2 separate regions of the Homo sapiens genome follow, and region 2 is linked to region 1. Evidence: read pairs that join two places in POLR2A ChIA-PET (ENCODE). Cell type or tissue: PC-9. All regions are shown on one strand. Links, peaks and the distances in the headings refer to the core of each region. The heading gives the core; the rest is flanking DNA.

Region 1 (9,927 bases), core at 484-8,483:
TAACTGGCACTATTTATAAGCGATAAAAGGGTTATTTCATGCATCCTCTTTAAGCTGCAAATGCTTCATTTACAAAAGAAAAAAACCTGTCCTTTTCATTCATGAGACTGGCTTAAGGATCAAATGAGATCTGTTTTTAATATAAAGATGTTTTCTTAAAATCTCTGTATGAAATTATCTCCGGAGAGATAGATTCACCATGTTTGCCCTGAGATTTAGAGGCCTCTGCCTGCCACTCCACACCCTGTTTGTGAAGGCCCAAGTCACTCACTATGCAAAGAAGTCATTCCCTCTAGTTAGTGTTAAAACCAGTTATGGGTCTTCCTGGCATGGTGGATAATCCACACGTGGATAATCAAGAGTTGACTATATGGGTTCCTCCCTCCCCTCCCCTTCCACCAGGGATCCCTGACAGAGGCCACAGCGAGACTCTTCAGCGGATGTAGATCATGTCGGAGATGGCTCCAGGCAAGTGGGTCATGATCTGCATTCGCAGCCACCAGTAGTAGTCCATGGGGTGGTAGCGGGTGTAGGGGGTGGTGGCGGTCAGGGCGTGTGTGACAGCATCGATGACAGGGGACGTGTCTGTGGAGCCACTGCTGCAGTAGGTCTCCATCTTGGCGATCTTTTCATCAAAGTACTTCTTGCCGTAGTCCTTGCGCACGACCTCAGGCAGCTCCTCCCACATCTTCTTGGCGATGGCCTGAATGCTCTCAGGGCTGTAAAGGCTGGTGGCAGCGATGAAGTTGCCGGGCTCCACCACGCTGACCTTCACGCCCAGGGGGTACATCTCATAGCGCAGGCAGTCCGAGAAAGCCTCTACCCCGAACTTGGTGATGCAGTACGGGGAGCGGGCCGGGTTGGCCATGCGGCCCAGCATGCTGCTGATATTGACGACGCGGCCTACAGAGGGAGACAGAGGTACCTGCTAAGCCGTTACTGCCCTATGACACAGCGGGCAGAAGTCTGGCATGTCTCTAGAGGCTTGGCTGGAACCACTTCTGAGCCACCCAGGAGCCTTCTCAGTCAATAGGCAAGGCCAGCTCAGGCCCACGCATCAGCATCGGCACCCCTGGTCTTCCCTGGGAACCTGGCTGTGCCAGGCAGGACAGGGGAGGACAAGTGAGTGAGAAGCAGCAGGGCACAGTGTAATGGGCAACACGCAACTGACTCAAAAACCAGATCAAGCCCGATGCGGTGATAATTTGGGGTGAAAACACGAGGGGAGAAGTGGGAGGCGAGACAGCTGTCTGTGTGGATCTGAGCTTTCACTATAGGCAAGGTCTGGTGCTGGTGAGGGAGAAATACAGCCTGAAAGCTTCCCCTTCCCCTTATGGAGCTTAAAGTCCAGCTCCAGTAGTACGACGTGCAGATAAGTAGCACACTAGGGCCAAGTGTCTAGCCACTGACAGCAGCCCTGGCGATGGGGGTTGGAGTGCAGACGAGGAAGTACCTGGGGCTGCAGCTGGGAGGGAGCCCCGGGACAGCCCTGAAAGAGGACAGGACCCGTGCTGTTAGGCCCAACTCCCCAACTCCATTCCACCCTGGTAGGGTGGAGCCTGGGTGGAGACCAGGACCGCCTGGCAAACAGAGCAGCAGGCAGGGGCAGGGGCAGGATTTCTGAACCTGACTTCAGGGCTAGGATATGAGGAGAGAGTCCTGGGCACTGGGAGAGTGTGGTGATCCCCCTCCAAAGGCCACAGGCCCAGCCTGGGGGCATCAGGGGCCTCCCACAGCTCCTCCTGGCCCTGGGAACAGAGGGGTTGGAAGTGGATTGCATTTGGCCCAGCCCGGGAAGCCGAGGCGGATCTGGGACCAGTTTTCCTGGGAGGGAACTCAGCCCATCCAGGTGTGTCCCGGGGAGGGCACTCAGCCCATCCAGGTGTGTCCCCGGGAGGGCACTCAGCCCATCCAGGTGTGCCCCCGGGAGGGCACTCAGCCCATCCAGGTGTGCCCCCGGGAGGGCCCTCAGCCCATCCAGGTGTGCCCCCGGGAGGGCACTCAGCCCATCCAGGTGTGCCCCCGGGAGGGCACTCAGCCCATCCAGGTGTGTCCCCGGGAGGGCACTCAGCCCATCCAGGTGTGTCCCCGGGAGGGAACTCAGCCCATCCTGGGGGAGGCACCTTTCAGAAAGCTCTAAATTTGAAGTCACTGAAGGGTTGGGGTTTCCATCTAAAATCCTACAGCTGCAGTCTGTGTTCATGCTTGTTGTTGCTAGGACTTCACCATAGATGTATGGATCTTACCCTTTTTGCCACAATTGTTTGCTATGCCAGAGAAAAAAATCCAAGTCAATGACTTCTAAAGTGGTTTGCTCACATTTGGCCACCCACATGGTTTGGGTGTTTTGTTGGTTTTCCAAATTTCTAATCTTGATTTTTACTATTGTTCCCTAATACCACAATGATCTCATTTTTTAAACTACGATATAAATAACCCATAGAATGAATATGCCAGATTTTACTAACCACACCTGACTGATACAAAGATGTGTACACACAGCTTTGTGCAAAGGGTGATTCTCTCTATAGATTAGGTGTGCAGAGTGGATGGCTGCTCAACTCTTTAAGCTTTTGCTGCATGGACCACTGACCTCTTACCTGCTCTGCTTCCTCCTCCCCTACCCGGCCACAGCCCCTCTGCCCACCATCACCCCAGGCCCAGCATAGTCCCTGGGATTCACGAGCTCACCTCTGCTGAGTTGTGGACATTGGAGCTGCTGGGACAGGTATTTCCATTCTGAGCAAAGATGAACACGTGGGGCAGGTTCAGGGGCAGGAGGGAGCTCCCTTTCCCACTCACCTTTGGCCCTTCGGATGAGGGGGAGAAAGGATTTCGTCATCCGCACTGTGCCCCAAAGGTTCACTTCTGCCACCTGCTTGTAGGTCTCCAGGCTGGTGAACTCCACCTCCCCGAACGTTGAGATGCCGGCATTGTTAACGAGGCCCCACATGCCTGGACAGGAGAGGGATAGATGTGCATTTACCACATGGGCTTGGCCCAGACATTGCCCATCAGCCTGCAGGCCAGCCTCCTCTCTGCTTCTTTCCTGTGACTTCCCAGCCTCTCGCCCAGTGCTCTCAAGAAACTTTCTAGAGTCACTCAGGAACGACAGGAGGTAAAGAGGCCTAAAGTGCTGACTGCAGCCCTCCCTTGCGTCTAGAATGTCCAGTCCTCACGTCACATCTGCCTGGCTCGAGTCTCTGGGCCCATCATGACCCAGCCTGCCGTGTCCCCCGGCCTTCAGTCTCACCTCACCTCAAATTCCCACTTCCACTCCACTCCACCCCATCCCATCCCCACACCCTGAGTTTGAGTTTCACGCCCCGTTCCTGTTTACTCATCTCTGCCCTTGAGCTTTTGCTCACGTCTTCTCTTCTCTTGCCAGAAGCCAGGGAAATCACAGGGGAGGTGGGCACGAGGAGGCAGCTGTGTTTTGCAGGGACCTCTCTGAGTTCAGTTTGTTGGGGTGCAAAGGCTGGATGGGTCAGAGCCTCAGGACAGAGCTGGGCCCTGCCTCTTTGTTGTGGAAACCCTCAGTGTTTGGTCTCCCGGGCCGATAGCCCCGTGCTCCTTCCCAAGGCACAGCCTCAGAGCAGAGCTCCCATCCTGGGGCCCTCCCCTGCCTGTGGGAACTCGGCGCTGCTTTATTTTCCAAGTTAATCATGGAAATGAGTTTGTGTAAATGACAGAGTAATTGGTCTCTAGCTGCTTTCCTTCCGTGTTACCCAAATTAAAGCTTCATTCACTGCCCTCTGGTGCCTTCTCCTTCAATTATGGAGAATTAAGGGCATTTATTAGGGAAAGGAAATTGCTGGTTAACAGAGTGTCCATGAAGAGCTCACTCCCACTCTCCACCAAAGCCTTGCGGGTGTCTCCCTGCTCTAGGTCTCACCTGTGACCTCGCTCAGATGCTAATGACAGGATCAGCGTCATCCACGACCCCACAGCTCCCACTGTCTCCCTGCAGACGCGCCCTGAGTCTTCACCTTCTTCTCTTCCCAGGAGGAGCAGCAGGCCACTCCCCACCCGTCATGGCTGACACTTCCACGTCATCTTCGAGACCATAGCCACTGATCCTTCTCTCTCTTTTACACAATTTCAGCTTTTCCACTGCCCATGACTCCATCCCTTCAGTTCTATACACATTAGGAGCTCAACAAATGTGTGTTAGATGAATGAGTGTCCACAAATACCGCATTTCCATATCCCGAAGATCCTTCTGTAACTGTGCTACCTGCTCTCCCTCCCTCCACGCCAGGCTTCCAAGAACTCTATCCTGTAATACAAAGATTAGCCGGGTGTGGTGGCGGGCACCTGTAGTCCCAGCTACTCGGGAGGCTGAGGCAGGAAAATCTCTTGAACCCAGGAGGCAGAGGTTGCAATGAGCCGGATCATGCCACGGCACTCCAGCCTGGGTGACAGAGCACGCACACACACACACACACACACACGCGCGCGCGCGCGCTCTATCCTCTCCATCTCCCTTCCATACCACACTGGGTCCCAGCCCTCAGCTGTCCTGACCACGCAGTCTCCAGGGTCTCCAGGGTGGTACACCAAGGACCTCACCCCCAGTCTTCACTCTCCTCAGGCTCGCTACGATATGAGTACTGCCAGTACTCCTTGAGGCTCACCTCTCCCTCAGCATTAGTGATACCCAGGCATCTCCTGCATCTTCCCTGACACCTTTCTTTCACCTGCCCCCAGATACAAGTGGCCCCCAATGTCCTGGCCTAATCCTGCTCCTCTCAAAGTACACTTAACTCTTAGGTGTCCTCATCTTCTTCATGTTTGTGAATTTTGCAGCCGTTTTGTGTTTGATTCATAACGGACAATATCCCATGACTTAAAATGCATACAGCCCTTTCTCTACCTAAAAATAAAACAATGACATTTGACGCTACTATCCAAAAAAGTTTAATGAAACATGACCTGTGAAAGTGCACAGCCCCTGGATTACAGCTTTAATGAGTGTTGAGAGTGGTGGACCTAGTTGCCATCTGGAATCCTCAGCCAATGTTCTGAATAAACTCACGGAGGCATGCCCGCTGGTTGGGTGACAGCAACTTTCCTGTAACATCCCCAAGATCGCCTCCGCACCAGTGGCCCCTCAGTTCTCCTTGGGAGTCACGGCTCTCTCTCCTCATCCCATCTCCTGTCTCGCTTCCACCTGAATGTCCCACGGGTCCCTGACTCACCCTAACCACAACCAACACGTCAAGTTTCCAAGCTGCCCAAGCCTGCTCCTCCTCTTTGTTAATGATTTTACTTTTGTCTGTGACTCCTCCAGCTCCTCCACCCCTCCCCCACCTACTGAGTCACCCAGTACTGCTAATATTACAGCTCAAGATCAACATGACAGCTGGCAGACCCCTAATCAAGCCCTTTACATTCATTAACTTCCCTGATCCTCACAACCACCCTGGAAAATAGATCCTAAATTGTCTCATATCCGGTTGAGGCAACTGAAGCTCAGAGAGGTTAAGCACCTTGGTCAATGTCACCCAGCTAACAGGCAGGGAGGGTGGGATTTGGACCCAGATCTCTCTGAGGACAAAGTCCCCACGCCCCAGGCTGTTGCTGGTTTCCTCTGCTGGGTCAGTTCTTCCTTCCTGTTTCCACTAGCATTCCCTTGGGTCCTCGCTGCCTGTCTCCTGGGCTGCTGGAGAAGCCTCCTGGGTCTGTTTGTCTCACTCACTCCTCCACCTCCGTCTTCACCCCACCCCTCAGGCAGACCCATCAGTCACTTCCTGCTCTATGGTCTCCATCCCCCCTCAGGCCGACCCCCGCATCAGTCATTTCCTGCTCTATGGTCTCCATCCCCCCCTCAGGCCGACCCCCGCATCAGTCATTTCCTGCTCTATGGTCTCCATCCCCCCCTCAGGCCGACCCCATCAGTCACTTCCTGCTGTATGTCTCCATCCCCTCCTCAGGCTGACCCCCCCACCCCATCAGTCATTTCCTGCTCTATGGTCTCCATCCCCCCTCAGGCCGACCCCCTCATCAGTCATTTCCTGCTCTATGGTCTCAATCCCCCTTCAGGCCGACCCCCCCATCAGTCACTTCCTGCTCTATGGTCTCCATCCCCCTTCAGGCCGACCCCCCCATCAGTCACTTCCTGCTCTATGGTCTCCATCCCCCCTCAGGCCGACCCCCCCAATCAGTCACTTCCTGCTCTATGGTCTCCATCCCCCTTCAGGCCGACCCCCCCATCAGTCACTTCCTGCTCTATGGTCTCCATCCCCCCTCAGGCCAACCCCCTCATCAGTCATTTCCTGCTCTATGGTCTCCATCCCCCTTCAGGCCGACCCCCCCATCAGTCACTTCCTGCTCTATGGTCTCCATCTCCCCCTCAGGCTGACCCCCCCAATCAGTCACTTCCTGCTCTATGGTCTCCATCTCCCCCTCAGGCTGACCCCCCCCATCAGTCACTTCCTGCTCTATGGTCTCCATCTCCCCCTCAGGCTGACCCCCCCCAATCAGTCACTTCCTGCTCTATGGTCTCCATCTCCCCCTCAGGCTGACCCCCCCAATCAGTCACTTCCTGCTCTATGGTCTCCATCTCCCCCTCAGGCTGACCCCCCCCATCAGTCACTTCCTGCTCTATGGTCTCCATCTCCTCATCAGGCTGACCCCCCCCAATCAGTCACTTCCTGCTCTATGGTCTCCATCCCCCCTCAGGCCGACCGCCCCCCATCAGTCACTTCCTGCTCTATGGTCTCCATCTCCCCCTCAGGCTGACCCCCCCAATCAGTCACTTCCTGCTCTATGGTCTCCATCTCCCCCTCAGGCTGACCCCCCCCAATCAGTCACTTCCTGCTCTATGGTCTCCATCTCCCCTCAGGCCGACCCCCCCCCATCAGTCACTTCCTGCTCTATGGTCTCCATCCCCCCTCAGGCCGACCCCCCCCATCAGTCACTTCCTGCTCTATGGACTCCATCCCCCCCTCAGGCCGACCTCCCCGATCAGTCACTTCCTGCTCTATGGTCTCCATCTCCCCCTCAGGCTGACCCCCCCGATCAGTCACTTCCTGCTCTATGGTCTCCATCCCCCCCTCAGGCCGACCCCCCCGATCAGTCACTTCCTGCTCTATGGTCTCCATCTCCCCCTCAGGCTGACCCCCCCAATCAGTCACTTCCTGCTCTATGGTCTCCATCCCCCCTCAGGCCGACCCCCCCCATCAGTCACTTCCTGCTCTATGGTCTCCATCCCCCCTCAGGCTGACCCCCCCCATCAGTCACTTCCTGCTCTATGGACTCCATCCCCCCTCAGGCCGACCCCCCCCCATCAGTCACTTCCTGCTCTATGGACTCCATCCCCTCCTCAGGCCGACCCCCCCCATCAGTCACTTCCTGCTCTATGGTCTCCATCCCCTCCTCAGGCCGACCCCCCTCATCAGTCACTTCCTGCTCTATGGTCTCCATCCCCCCTCAGGCTGACCTCCCCGCCCCATCAGTCACTTCCTGCTCTATGGTCTCCATCCCCCCCTCAGTCACTTCCTGCTCTATGGTCTCCATCCCCCCTCAGGCCGACCCCCCAATCAGTCACTTCCTGCTCTATGGTCTCCATCCCCCGCTCAGGCACCCCCCATCAGTCACTTCCTGCTCTATGGTCTCCATCCCCTCCTCAGGTGGATCCCCCCATCAGTCACTTCCTGCTCTGTGGTCTCCATCCCACAGCATGGTAGGCCAGGCCTTTTCCAAGCTTCTCCCTTACTCCTCCACATATGTTCTGCTGCCTGTCAGCCTGCGAGCAGCTTGTGTTGAAATTCTTCCCATGCTCTTGTAGTGGTCTGATCCAGGCATGAGTGCTGGACGGCTCAGAGCACTCTCCCACTTCACAGATGGGCAAGCTGAGACCCACACAGGGGGCAGGTGCAAGCCCAAGATCACATTTCTAATAAGTGAAGCCCAGGTCAGGCGTGGTGGCTCAGGCCTATAATCCCAGCACTTTGGGAGTCCAAGGCAGGTGGATCACCTGAGGTCAGGAGTTTGAGACCAGCCTGGCCAACCTTGTGAAACCCCTTCTTTACTAAAAAAAAAAAAAAAATTAGCTGGGCATGGTGGCAGGCGCCTGTAATCCCAGCTCCTCGGGAGGCTGAGACAGGAGAATCACTTGAACCCGGGATGTGGAGGTTTCAGTGAGCCGAGATCGCACCATTGCACTCCAGCCTGGGCGGCAGAGTAAGACTCTGTCTCAAAAAAATTAATTAATTAATTAATTAATGTTGACTGACTGACTGGTAAGTGATGTGCCAAGATCAGGCCATGCCCACGGCCTGCTCTCGGGCCCACTGGCTCGGTGTCCCCTGGGGTGGGGACAGGGAGGGCTGGTCCCAGGCTCCAGATGTCCTGTCCCTCAGCGTCCTGCGGGGGTCGGGGCCGGTGGCAGATGGCTCTGTGGCTCTCACCAGACAATCTCCTTCATCTCGCCCCCGTGGCTGGCTCCCCGGGCTTTGGCAGCAACTGTTCCACAGAGCCAGGCTGCAGGGCGTCAAACTCGCCAACCAAATGTGCCCCCCCGGTGGAGAAGGGGAAGAGGACCCTTCTGACATGTCCTGCATGGGGTGTGGGTCGGTGGCGGCCACTGCGGGTCGGAACGCTCTGGGAGGGTGCTCCCTGGAGTTCACAGCCGGCATTGCCTGAGGGGGAATTGCCAAGGCAAGGCCAAGACATGGCAGAGTGGCAGAGTGTGGAGGGGAAGCAGGGAGAGGGAGGAGAGGGAGACGGGAAGAAAGCGAGAGCAGGAGATGGGGGACACGCCACTGCATATCTGACGGATGTACTGTTTTCTTCAGACCTAAAAGTCTTCAAATCCTTTTCCAAAAAAAAAAAATGCAGTATCGGTTAAGGAAGTTGATGGTGAGAGGTTCATCCAGCCCTCCGGAATGCCCGGCGTGGGAAAAGCAGCAGGGAAAGGTCTGCGCGTCAGGCTGGTGCTGGGGTTGGAGCCCAGATCCCCGGGCAGGGGGTGAGTGCCTCCCCTCTGTGTGGGCCGGGGCCCACCCTGCCTTGTAGGTTAGGCTGCCTGGCCAGTCCAGTACAGACAATGGAAGTGATTCTGCCCCAGAGTCAGGGGGGCAGGGGACGAGGACCGCCAGCCTGAGCAAGCCGGCCTGGTGCGTTCTCTGCTTGGGTCTCCGGTGATGACGCCTTTCCACGGGCATTTTAGATCACCACAAAACCCACGCTATAATCAAGTGGCTTTATGGTGCCGATGCAGCTGTTTTCCTGCCCAGTAGTTTATGAAGGAAAATATAGCAGCTGCCCAGGGAAGGTGGGAGGGAGGAGAATTTACCGCCAGGGAAGGGCGAAGCAGGCTGCAGGTTCTGAGCCGGTAATCACCCCAGCGGGACCCATCCTGCCTTTTCTTAATGGGCTGGCTCTGCCTGTTAATTATTAAACAGATGTTCAGCGAGAACAGAGAACAGAGAGGCCTGTGAATGGCCTGTTGGGAGGATGGGAGCGACAGTGGGCTGATGAGGTGGCACATCAGAGACAGGCAGAGGAGCGGCATCACCGACAGCCACACACGCAGCCTCTGAGGCAGCTGCTGTGACAGACAGCACATCCATCTGGCTGATACAGGCTCAGCAGAGCTCCCCGCATGGGATCTGGTCACTCCTGCCTTTTCCGCCTCCTTCCCCAGCCACTGAAGTAGCTGCTCCTGAGAGCTGCCCCACCCCATTCTGAGGGAAAGCAGAGGCCTGAATGACGCACACCCTTTCTGCCTGGGCTGTCAGGGAGCTCAAAGGTAAACTTCATAGATTCGCTTCTCCAGATGCTGCTGGGCGGCCCGGCTCCAGGGAGCTCCATCCCCCACTGCTGTATTCTACATGAATGGCACCCCGAGGTTGCAGACAGAGCTCCTCCCACAAGGCCCTCCACTGGCTGAACTGGAAGGATATTTTAGTCCTTATGCTA
Region 2 (10,083 bases), core at 667-8,666, 430 kb before region 1:
AAAATCATAATTATAAATCTTGATTATAATTTAATAATATTACTTTTCAACTTCTACAAACAGGTAAATAAATAAAGGTCTAGAAATAGTTACGAAATAGGTATAAATTCAACTAATAAGAAAAAGATGTTTATTACAGCATAATCGACTTAAAATGAATTAACTAGTTATAATAAACATTTCTTTATGATCTCATTAACTATTTTTGCTGGCTATCTTACTACTACTACTTTAAAAAGCTCTTAAAGAAGAACTTCCAGACAATGATTTGGATGAAGCAGATCTCATAAATAAGCTATCTCAGGGGAATTCTGAAATGACATTTTAACACCTTCCCCACAAAAGCAGAGACACTCAACAGCACTTCACAGGCCTTAGAAGAGGTCCTCTAAGCTGGGACCATCCTTTGCAAAGAGGGCCTGTCCTTAACTACTTTTGCTATGTGCTAAGTATACACCCATGAATCACTAAAATGAATCATTAGGGCTGGCTGCAGTGGCTCACAGCTGTCATCCCAGAGCTGTGGGAGGCTGGGGTGAGAAAATCGCTTGAAGCCAAGAGTTTAAGACTTGCCTGGGCAACATAGCTAGAACCCATCTCCACAAACAAAAACAAAAACAAAAACAAAAACAAAAAACTTAGCCGGGTGCAGTGACACGCGCCTGGAGTCCCAGCTACTAGCTGAGGTGGGGGGATAGCTTGAGCCCAGGAGTCTGAGGTTCAGTGGGCTATGATCATGTCACTGCACTCCAGCGTGGGCGACAGAGCAAGACCTTGTCTCTTAAAAAAATCAATCTACCTACCTACCTATCTACCTATATATAATCATTAAAAGCAAAGAGAAAAGACCAGTGAACTGCACCAATACATGTAATTTAAGCAAGGAAAAAGAGAAGTGAAGCGTATTACCAGATATTTCCAAACATTTTGGCATGAAGGAAGAAATTCATGCCACCAAAAATACAAAATTTAAGTCCTCTTACTTACCTACACCAACCACAGACACTTTCAGTTTTCTCTTCACTGGTATAGCTAAATGGCACACTGATTTAATATATACTTACTTTGTTTTCAGTAACTAGTAGCTTTAGATCAATTTCTGCTTGGAGGCATCACTTTTTGTTGTTTTTTTTTTTTTGAGTCAGAGTCTTGCTCTGTCGCCGAGGCTGGAGTGCAGTGGTGCAATTTCAGCTCACTGCAACCTCCACCTCCTGGGTTCAAGCAATTCTCCTGCCTCAGCCTCCCAAGTAGCTGCGATTACAGGCGCCCGCCACCACACCCAGCTAATGTTTGTATTTTTAGTAGAGACGGGGTTTCACCATACTGGCCAGGCTGGTCTCAAACTCCTGACCTCGTGATCCGCCCACCTCGGCCTCCTAAAGTGCTGGGATTACAGGTGTGAGCCACTGCACCTGGCCCATATTTTCTAGTTATGTCACTGGTTACAATTCCATTTGAATAAAATCAAATGGCTGTGAAACACAATATAAAAAACTGAGCATAAAATCATTTTAGTAAAATAAATTTATTTTTTCAGTTCTGGTGATTATTTTTAATTTTTTTATGTGTATATTTTATATATATAGATAGATATAGATATAGATATAGATATTTAGACAGAGTTTTGCTCTGTCTCCCAGGCTGGAGTGCAGTGGTGCAAACTCAGGTCACTGCAATTTCGGCCTCCTGAGTTCAAGCAATTCTCCTGCCTAAGCCTCCCGAGCAGCTGGGACTACAGGCGTGTGCCTCCATGCCCAGGTAATTTTTGTATTTTTAGTAGAGACAGGCTTTCACCACGTTGGCCAGGCTCGTCTTGAACTCCTGACCTCAAGTGATCCACCCGCCTCAGCCTCCCAAAAGTGCTGGGATTACAGGAATGAGCCACCGTGCCCAGCCTAATTGTATATATTTAAGTTGTACAACTTAATGATTTTATATATATATATTATATATATACATACTGTGAAATAATTACTACAGTCAACCTAATTAACATATCCATTACCTCACCTGGTTGCCTTTTTTTGGGGGGTAAGAACACTTAGGACCGACCCTCTTAACAAATTTCAAGTACAGTACTATTACCTGTAGTTGCCATGCTTACATGTTGGAGGTGCAGAACTCACTCATCTTGTGTCACGGAAACTTTGTATCTCATTTCCCCATCCTCCTAACCCCTGGTAACCACCATTCTTCTCTGTATGACTTCGACTACTTTAGATTTCACATAAAAATGTGATCATACGATTTTTGTCTTTCTGTGTCTGGCTTTTTTCAATTAGAATAATGCACTCCAGGTCCATCCATGTTGTCACAAATTAAAAAAAATTTAAAAGAACATCAATTATTTATGTTGCCTCACATTCAAGTGGTAAGAAACAGGCATACCTGCGTTTACTGGGAATCACTCCGACCTCATCGCTCTCACCATCTGGTGTAACCTGCCTGGCTTGCCACCATTCATCATCAGAAGCATTAATAACATGGAGGATATCTCCAAATTTGAAGTTCAGTCCCTGACTGGGAAGCCCACTGTCTTTAGTCTTGTCATAATCAAAAAGGGCTCTAGAGTCAGAAGAAAAAAAGTCCATAATCACTTGTTATAATATTAATCAACATATCATAGGGTTCTGAAAGTATATGTAATTTGGGTAATTAAATATATCATAGTAGGCCAAATAATGCCCAGTTCAATTCTGCACTGCATACAAGATAAGACAAAAAAGAAATAGCAAAATCAACTTGCTATGAAAATACTGTATTGTATTATTTGTTTCTTTCAATATCACAAGACAAATTTTAAAAACGCTCTTGGATTGTAATCCAATGGTAAGTTATATTGAATTCTAAAATAGACAAATCCAGAGAGTTTGAAATTAATAAACAAAAAGTATTAAGATACATTCTTCTCTTTACTTTGATTAGATACATGTAGGAAAACAAATTCCCTGATATATTTGATTTATTAGTTGTGGACTGTACGACTAGATCAACATAGTGACTATTCTGTCCATTAATTATTCCTTCCATTTGTTCACAATACTAGAGTTGATAGAGTTTTCAGAGTCAGTAACAATGATGGACACTAATTACAGATGACTTTAACAGCTGCCAAATATTTTGGAGAAAGTAATAATTTAATACGGTAATTGCAAAGTGTTAAGAATATTTTAAAATTTGATAAAAAGAAAATATTGTGTGCTACCACTTGATTAATTAATGTACAACATTAAAATAAATCAAATTCTTAAGTCCAAATAAGCTCTCTCAAGAGTGTAAGAAAGGATCACAGCAATTACATTTATAATATAATTTATTCATTCTTTTGTTCTAATTTGGCAACTGGAAATTAGGATGAAAATCGTAATCTTTTTCACACTACCCAACATTTAAGAACCTAGCTCTTCAAGTAAAACTCAAGAGGGGTGGAATTACTTGATGGCTAAATAAATAAACTAGTAGTTAATGGTTTTTCAAATGAGTTCTTTCAAGTCTTTTCGTGGGGCTAAAGGTGCTAGGGAAGCAGGGGGGATCGTTAAGCAGGAGGGCTCACTTAAACATACATTCAAACATAGAGAAGATGAGGGCACAAATAAGCATAATATAAAATAGAAAATAAAGTACCTTAAGAGGTAGTACAAATGTCAAGACATTCAGAAAAGGAAAATACTAACTTCTTACATTATTATAAAAATTCATCTTTTGAATCACAAAATGTAACAGTATTATTGAACAACAAAGGAAATCACCCACAATCTCTACTTACGTTAGCATTTTAACATTCTCTTTTAATATATTTGATTCATAAAAAAAGAAACCCATGGAATACATGTGAGTTATTAATCGTAAGAGTGCAATGAACATCTGTTCACCTACTACCCAACCCAAGACTACACACAAAACCTTCATCAGTAATTCACATTCACCTGCGTATATTCCCTCTGATCCTGATTCCCTTGGATCAAGAGTTAACCACTATTAGAATGTAACTATCATTCTTAATGTTTATTTCTTTGACTCATTCTTTTTTGGTTGGTTTGGTTTTATCATATAATATGTGAGTGACTAAAAGATATAATGTATGTTTTTGCTTGTTTCAGAGCTTTATAAAGAGGTATTCTGTAGGTAGTTTTTTGCAGCCTTTTTTTTTTTTGGCTTTTGAAATTAGAAATACATTGACTAAAAAAAACCCCACAAGACTCAGGTGTGGTGGTGGTGGTGGTGTGTGCCTGTAGTCCCAGCTACTTGGGATGTTAAGGTGTGAGGATCCCTTGAGCCCAGGAGTCCAAGACAAGCTTAGCCAACAGGGCAAGACCCCATCTCAAAAAGAACCATGAGGCTTCTGATTAACTATAGCACACTGTGTCTATTTCTTCTCCACCCTGACTCATTAAAATGACAATAAAATACGAAAAATACAAAAGAGAGAAGACAACAGGGGAAGAGAGATTTTAACACATTTCTGGATGATGCTAATTAAATTTAGCAGAATGAAAGAAGCTATAAATGGAGTGGCAGCAGAGAGGGTTATAGAAACAAGTTTTATTCCATAAGAATCCTGGAGATGGTCATAAATTAGAAGTGTACAGTAGTACCAAGGTAGGCAGGGATAAGTTACTGTACTAAAAACAGAAGGTAGAAACACTGTATGTAGCACTTAGACCAACCCCACCAAAGTTCCTTTTCCCAGTCCCCAAACCCACAGAAGACCAGTGGTTTAGTCTCCAGAGAAATTGAATTTGAGGAGCTGTATACTCTGAAACTTGGTGGAGAAGGGGAAGGTGGTTGGACTGAAATGGATGAAAATAAAATTCTAGCAACTTGGTTTATACTATTGGCAGGAGACAGGGATTCTTCTCTAAGGATATTTAATTATAGAAAAGAACAGAATGACGTGGGACAGGAGAGAAAATTTAAGAGCCAATTTATCCCCCCCTTTACCCCACTGTCTTCTAGTTAAATCCATTATCTTCATTTCTCTATTCCTAAGAGTGGAAAACAATGAAAGGAACACTGGATATTTAAAGAATGCCTTATATAAAACACTAAAGAAAAAACCTCCAAGAAAATAGGATAGCTAGAAAAAAGGAATACAGAGAAAGCAAAGAATACAAAAAAGCAGAAGAAAATCTCAGAGACACACCAGATCATGTCCACAAAAGAAATGGAAGATGAGGGAGCTCCTGCAAAATAAAACAGGGTATCATTCCCTCCCCCACATTCCAAATTCTCTACTGGGGAGAAGGCAAAACAAAGTCATTTCAGACATGCTAAGCCTCAAAGGGTGCCTCCCACACACCTTTTCGCAGGAATTTACTGGAGGATGTGCTCTAGGAAGATTAATTGAGAAAGAAGAAAATGTGGCATCTAGGAAACATGTGACATAGTAGACAGCCAAAGGAAATAGAATAATGGCAAAAGGGAAGTCCCAGCTGAGAGCTATACAGCACGTTTACAGAGGAACTAGTCTAGACTGGAGCATAAAGATAGAAAAAACCTGAACTATCAGACCGTATGTGTGACCATATGTTTTCATCATGTGAAAAACTCTACAGTGGTTACTGGAAGATACAGAAAGATATTTAGTAGTAAGAATATGAAAAATCAAATAAAATGCAAGACAATTATTAAGTCCAGGAAAAATGAAGGGCTGCAGAAGAAAGGAGGCAGCTCATAGGGTACCACTCGACTGAGTCATGACAGCTATTGCATAGTCACATGACTGTAAATGCTATTAGTTTTATTAACAGAGATAGGCTATGTTTGGGTGATGGTGATGAGACTGAATGAGTGGTTTGGTTCTACACAGAAACGTTCTCATCTACCATGGTTGTAAGACTAATGCGCAAAACTGGTAAAGTAGAAGATAGCAGTATATGCATGTTATTTAGAAATATAGAGGCGAAGGCTTCATATTTAGAAATAAGGAGGTGAAGGAAGTTTGCTAGGAAAATGGAGGATGCTTGTTTCTGGAGAATGAAACTAGGGGCTGGTGCCGGTGACAGTTGTTTTTCATTATAAGTCTTTAGATAATATATGGTTTTAAAAAATAGAAGCTGGGCACAGTGGCTCATGCCTGTAATGCCAGCACTTGGGAGGCCAAGGTGGGTGAGGCCCATGAAGTCAGGAGATCGAGACCAGCCTGGCAAACATGGTGAAACCCCATCTCTACTAAAAACACAAAAATTAGCCAGGCATGGTGGCATGTGCCTACAGTCCCAGCTACTTGGGGGGCTGAGGCGGAAGGATCCCTTGAACCCGGGAGGTTGAGGCTACAGTGAGCTGAGATCGCGCCACTGCACTTCAGCCTGGGTGACAAAGTGAGACCCTGTCTTTAAAAAAAAAAAAAAAACAGAAAGAAAATAGAGCATTACTTCTCTAAAAATAACAAGTGAAGATTCACTAAATGTACCGAAAATAAATATAACCTATTATGTTCTGATTTTTATGCCTTTGTAAATATTTAATCAAGTACAAATAAAAGGCAACACCTATTAATTATACTAAAATTAGGAAATGTAGATAAGCAAAAAAAAAGAAAGTGTAAAAAAGAGAGTAGAAAAATCCATGTTCTTCCTTCTTCGATATATTTGTATATATAAAATACTTTTAATGACTTTGGAACACAAGAGTTTAATGAGTACTGCTAGAATTGGCGAAGGGAAAAAAAAATCTGATGCATTTAAGATTCCCACATCACTGGTAGGGTTATAAGTACCAAGTACAGCAAAAGACAAAAGGAACAGAAAGAAGAAAGTGAGAAAGGTTTGCTTTCATGATGTATCAGAGTAAGATTATGTGAAGACAGTAAGTCATATCATATGTAAACAAGTACAGAGTACCTGTTTGTGTGTATAGATACACGTGTATAGGATACATGTTTATATATGTAACATATCTCTCTCATCAGAAGGATAAATGAAACGTATTAGGAACAGGTCCCCCAACAGAATCAGGACGACTGAGATGATAATTTATAAAGAATGGTTCAGATTACTTACAGTGCTAATGTTACAGTAACAGTATAATAAAGTTATCAGTTAAAGTTCTACTAAAAGTATACAGAATACAAATACATTCGGATTTCTGTTTTAAGTCTTATAAGCCAACGAAATGAAAAAAAAAAAAAGAAACACCCCAGTTTATATACTAATATCACCTATTTATTAGACCTATGTTGCCACTTAACCTTTATATATTATAGGAAAATAACATATTTGCCTTCTCCCAAGTGTTTAAAAAATGCATGTAGAAATTTTCCAAATATGCATTATTTACCGAGGCTATTCACATTTTAAATTATTATTTACATATGCCTCCTTTGCTACTATGGAAATTGCCAGGTAATTAAATGTTACTTGAATGGAAAATATATTAGAAAAGGACAGAGGTTAAATCTAAGTGTTAGACATGATATCATCAAGCTTGTAGTCACTACTAACACATCAATCTGAAAACAATTTCTGGTCCACAGAAATTTCTTCCTTTATTATATCATCATTATTCAAGGATTACATAACTTTCATTAATAAAATTATTAATACAATAATATTCCAATTCTTGAAAGGCACACTGTCAGAGAGAATCAATAATAAAAAACAACACTGATTGGCAATATATTTTCTTACGGTAAAACTAAGTAAGTTATAGTGAAAAATACAAAATAATTTACATGCATAACTAATTAAGATTTGCCATAATTAGAAGTAAAAAAATTTACCTGACATAGAGGGATCGCTTCTGGCTAGTTCGAAGAGAACCTGACCCTGAACTAATACTACTATTCATCATCTGCTCCCGTAAATCATGTATTTTAGCTTCAAAACGACTGTATTCTGATGGAAGAAAAAGAGAAATAAATTGATATATTTTCAAAAAATAAGTTATTTGAAGATAACGTATTAAATATGTAAACTGTCCTATAATTGATTAAATGTGGTTAGAACCTTAAAATAGTAATATGCGAAAGATTTTGCCCAACACATAAATTTCAAAAAAAAATTATTAATAACCTAAATGTACCATAAATTAGAATTGGCTGAGTTAGAATTTTTCTACATGCTCTTTTAAAGTTTATACCACATTTAGTCAATTAAATGACAATTTCCATGCATCAGACAGCAGTAATCTTATATTACTGTTGAATTTAAGTGTAAATTTTAAAAATCAGGATTTATTCTAATTTTTATATTAAGGAAGAAACCTATAATAATAATTAATACACTAGATGCTTTGATTATTGACTTTTTCCCCTTGAGACAATCAGTTCATTTTACATACTTCAATATGGAACTTGTGCAGGGTCAACATTAAAGGGAAAAATATGCCTTAAACAAGTGATAAACAAAATTTATTTTAACTGATTTTATAATTTATAAATTATCAAAATTCAAGACACAAAAGCAATCTGAAGTAATATTTGTGAATATTTTTATTTAAAATATTTTTTATACAAAAATATGATTTTGAAAATGGACAATTTAAAGCTACATATTAAAAACTACTAAATCTATTAATGACAAAAGTTTAAGCACCTTTTCAAAAATATTGCAGTTACATGGTTATAAACACATATCTTTTTTCCCCTCTATTTATAACAAATTGCAGACAACTAGGTCATTTCAAATCTGAGTTTCTTATAAAGCCTGTCTTACAGCAAATAACTTCTCTGGGATTTTGTGTAGGTTAAGATGACAGAGTAAGAGTAAGCATGATTATTGTTGAGTTACTCTTTCTTTCACCATAATCATCAACTTTGTTTTACGGATAATAAGCTCAACTGAAGCAACAATTCATCAAAAAGCTTAGAAACATTTAAAATTCCACATTAATAATAAAATATTTTACTATCCTTTCAAAATTACAACAAAACACTTAAAATAAAAACATAAATAGCCTTAATAGTAGAATGTATCCATCATAATTAAATAAATATCAATCCATGGCAAGTTGTCTTTGGTATGTGTAGAAACAGCTAAACTATAGACTGATGAATGGAGATCATAAAAATATATCATGAGTTTATACTGGTTTTTCTAATGAAAAATTAGGACCACTGGGTTTTTACTTAAGCTCTCCTATTTTAGCGTTGTATCTGCTTTCTTGGATATGAGTAATTCTGGTTCTCAAGATAGTGGAGATAGCAGAATAAAAGTACCGGCATAATGACTTACTTGTTTTATCCAATATTACAACAGTGAATTAGACCACCAACACTACTACCATGATATGATTACTGTAAACAGTTAACTATTTCCTGTAGCTTTTAATCCTTAGGCTATAGCTAGAGATGTATGGTTGAATTATTGTTTTCTTTTTTTATTTTTAGAGACAGGGTCCTGCCCTGTTGCCCAGGCTGGACTACAGTGGCACAAGCATAGTTCACTGCAGGCTTGAGCTCCTGGGCTCAAGCAATCCTGCCTCAGCCTTCCGAGTAGGTGAGACCATCGTGTGCACCAACATGCTTGGCTAATTTTTAAAAAATTATTTTTGGTAGAGATGGCATCTTGCTGTGTTGCCCAGGCTGTTCTTGAACTCCTGGCCTCAAGCAGTCCTCTCGCTTTGGCCTCTCACAGCTCTGGGATCACAAGTGTGAGCCACTGTACCTGGCCAATTACCATTTTAAAATCACTTGGAATAGTTCCTTCCTGAGTATTACTGTTGCCAAGTGGATACACATTTAGATTCATTTGTACTTTATTTTCAACTTCAATTTGCCTTTAAAATTTTTCATTGATTTTATAAGTAGGTAAAATAACTCCACAGTCAAATCTATAAAACACAGGTATTTAAAAGTCCAGCTTCTATCCCTTTTTCTCATCCTATTCTGTCCTGATCCTTATATGTCAACATTTAAACAATATAAAGATACCCACAAACACGCAAATACATTTACATTTATTCCATATTTTTATATCTGTATATATGTGTGTATATATACACACAAACATCACAAGCATAATACATTTCTTTTCTTTTTGTTTTTTCAGACGGAGTTTCACTCTGTCACCAGGCTGGAGTGCAGTGGCGCGATCTTGGCTCACTGCAACCTCCGCCTTCTGGCTTCAAGCGATTCTCCTGCTT

The links. ChIA-PET counts read pairs that join two places held together with the same protein. Peaks named below come from ENCODE experiments on the same cell type or tissue, not always from the same donor. Only the 100,000 strongest peaks of a DNase experiment are listed, where the experiment ranks them.
Region 2: POLR2A ChIA-PET joins it to region 1 with 21 read pairs; 2 of 35 experiments call an interaction of 5 or more read pairs at or near these places.

The regions. Positions count from the first base shown.
Region 1 is chr3:197,511,462-197,521,388 of GRCh38, forward strand. It overlaps BDH1 (3-hydroxybutyrate dehydrogenase 1), which reads right to left. Exons shown (of 8, transcript NM_203314.3): 7 at 2,803-2,955; 8 at 1-903. The coding sequence ends at 434. Among named protein-coding and RNA genes, the nearest start is that of LINC02012, 6.8 kb to the left of the region's middle. RefSeq lists enhancers at 291-828, 9,351-9,927. In PC-9, for the core only: no CTCF peak of the experiment used is centred there; a DNase peak (open chromatin) is centred at 5,250; H3K4me3 peaks cover 339 bases; H3K27ac peaks cover 1,230 bases.
Region 2 is chr3:197,083,192-197,093,274 of GRCh38, forward strand. DLG1 (discs large MAGUK scaffold protein 1) reads right to left here. Exons shown (of 25, transcript NM_001366207.1): 15 at 7,721-7,835; 16 at 2,389-2,565. Among named protein-coding and RNA genes, the nearest start is that of MELTF, 58 kb to the left of the region's middle. In PC-9, for the core only: no CTCF peak of the experiment used is centred there; no DNase peak of the experiment used is centred there.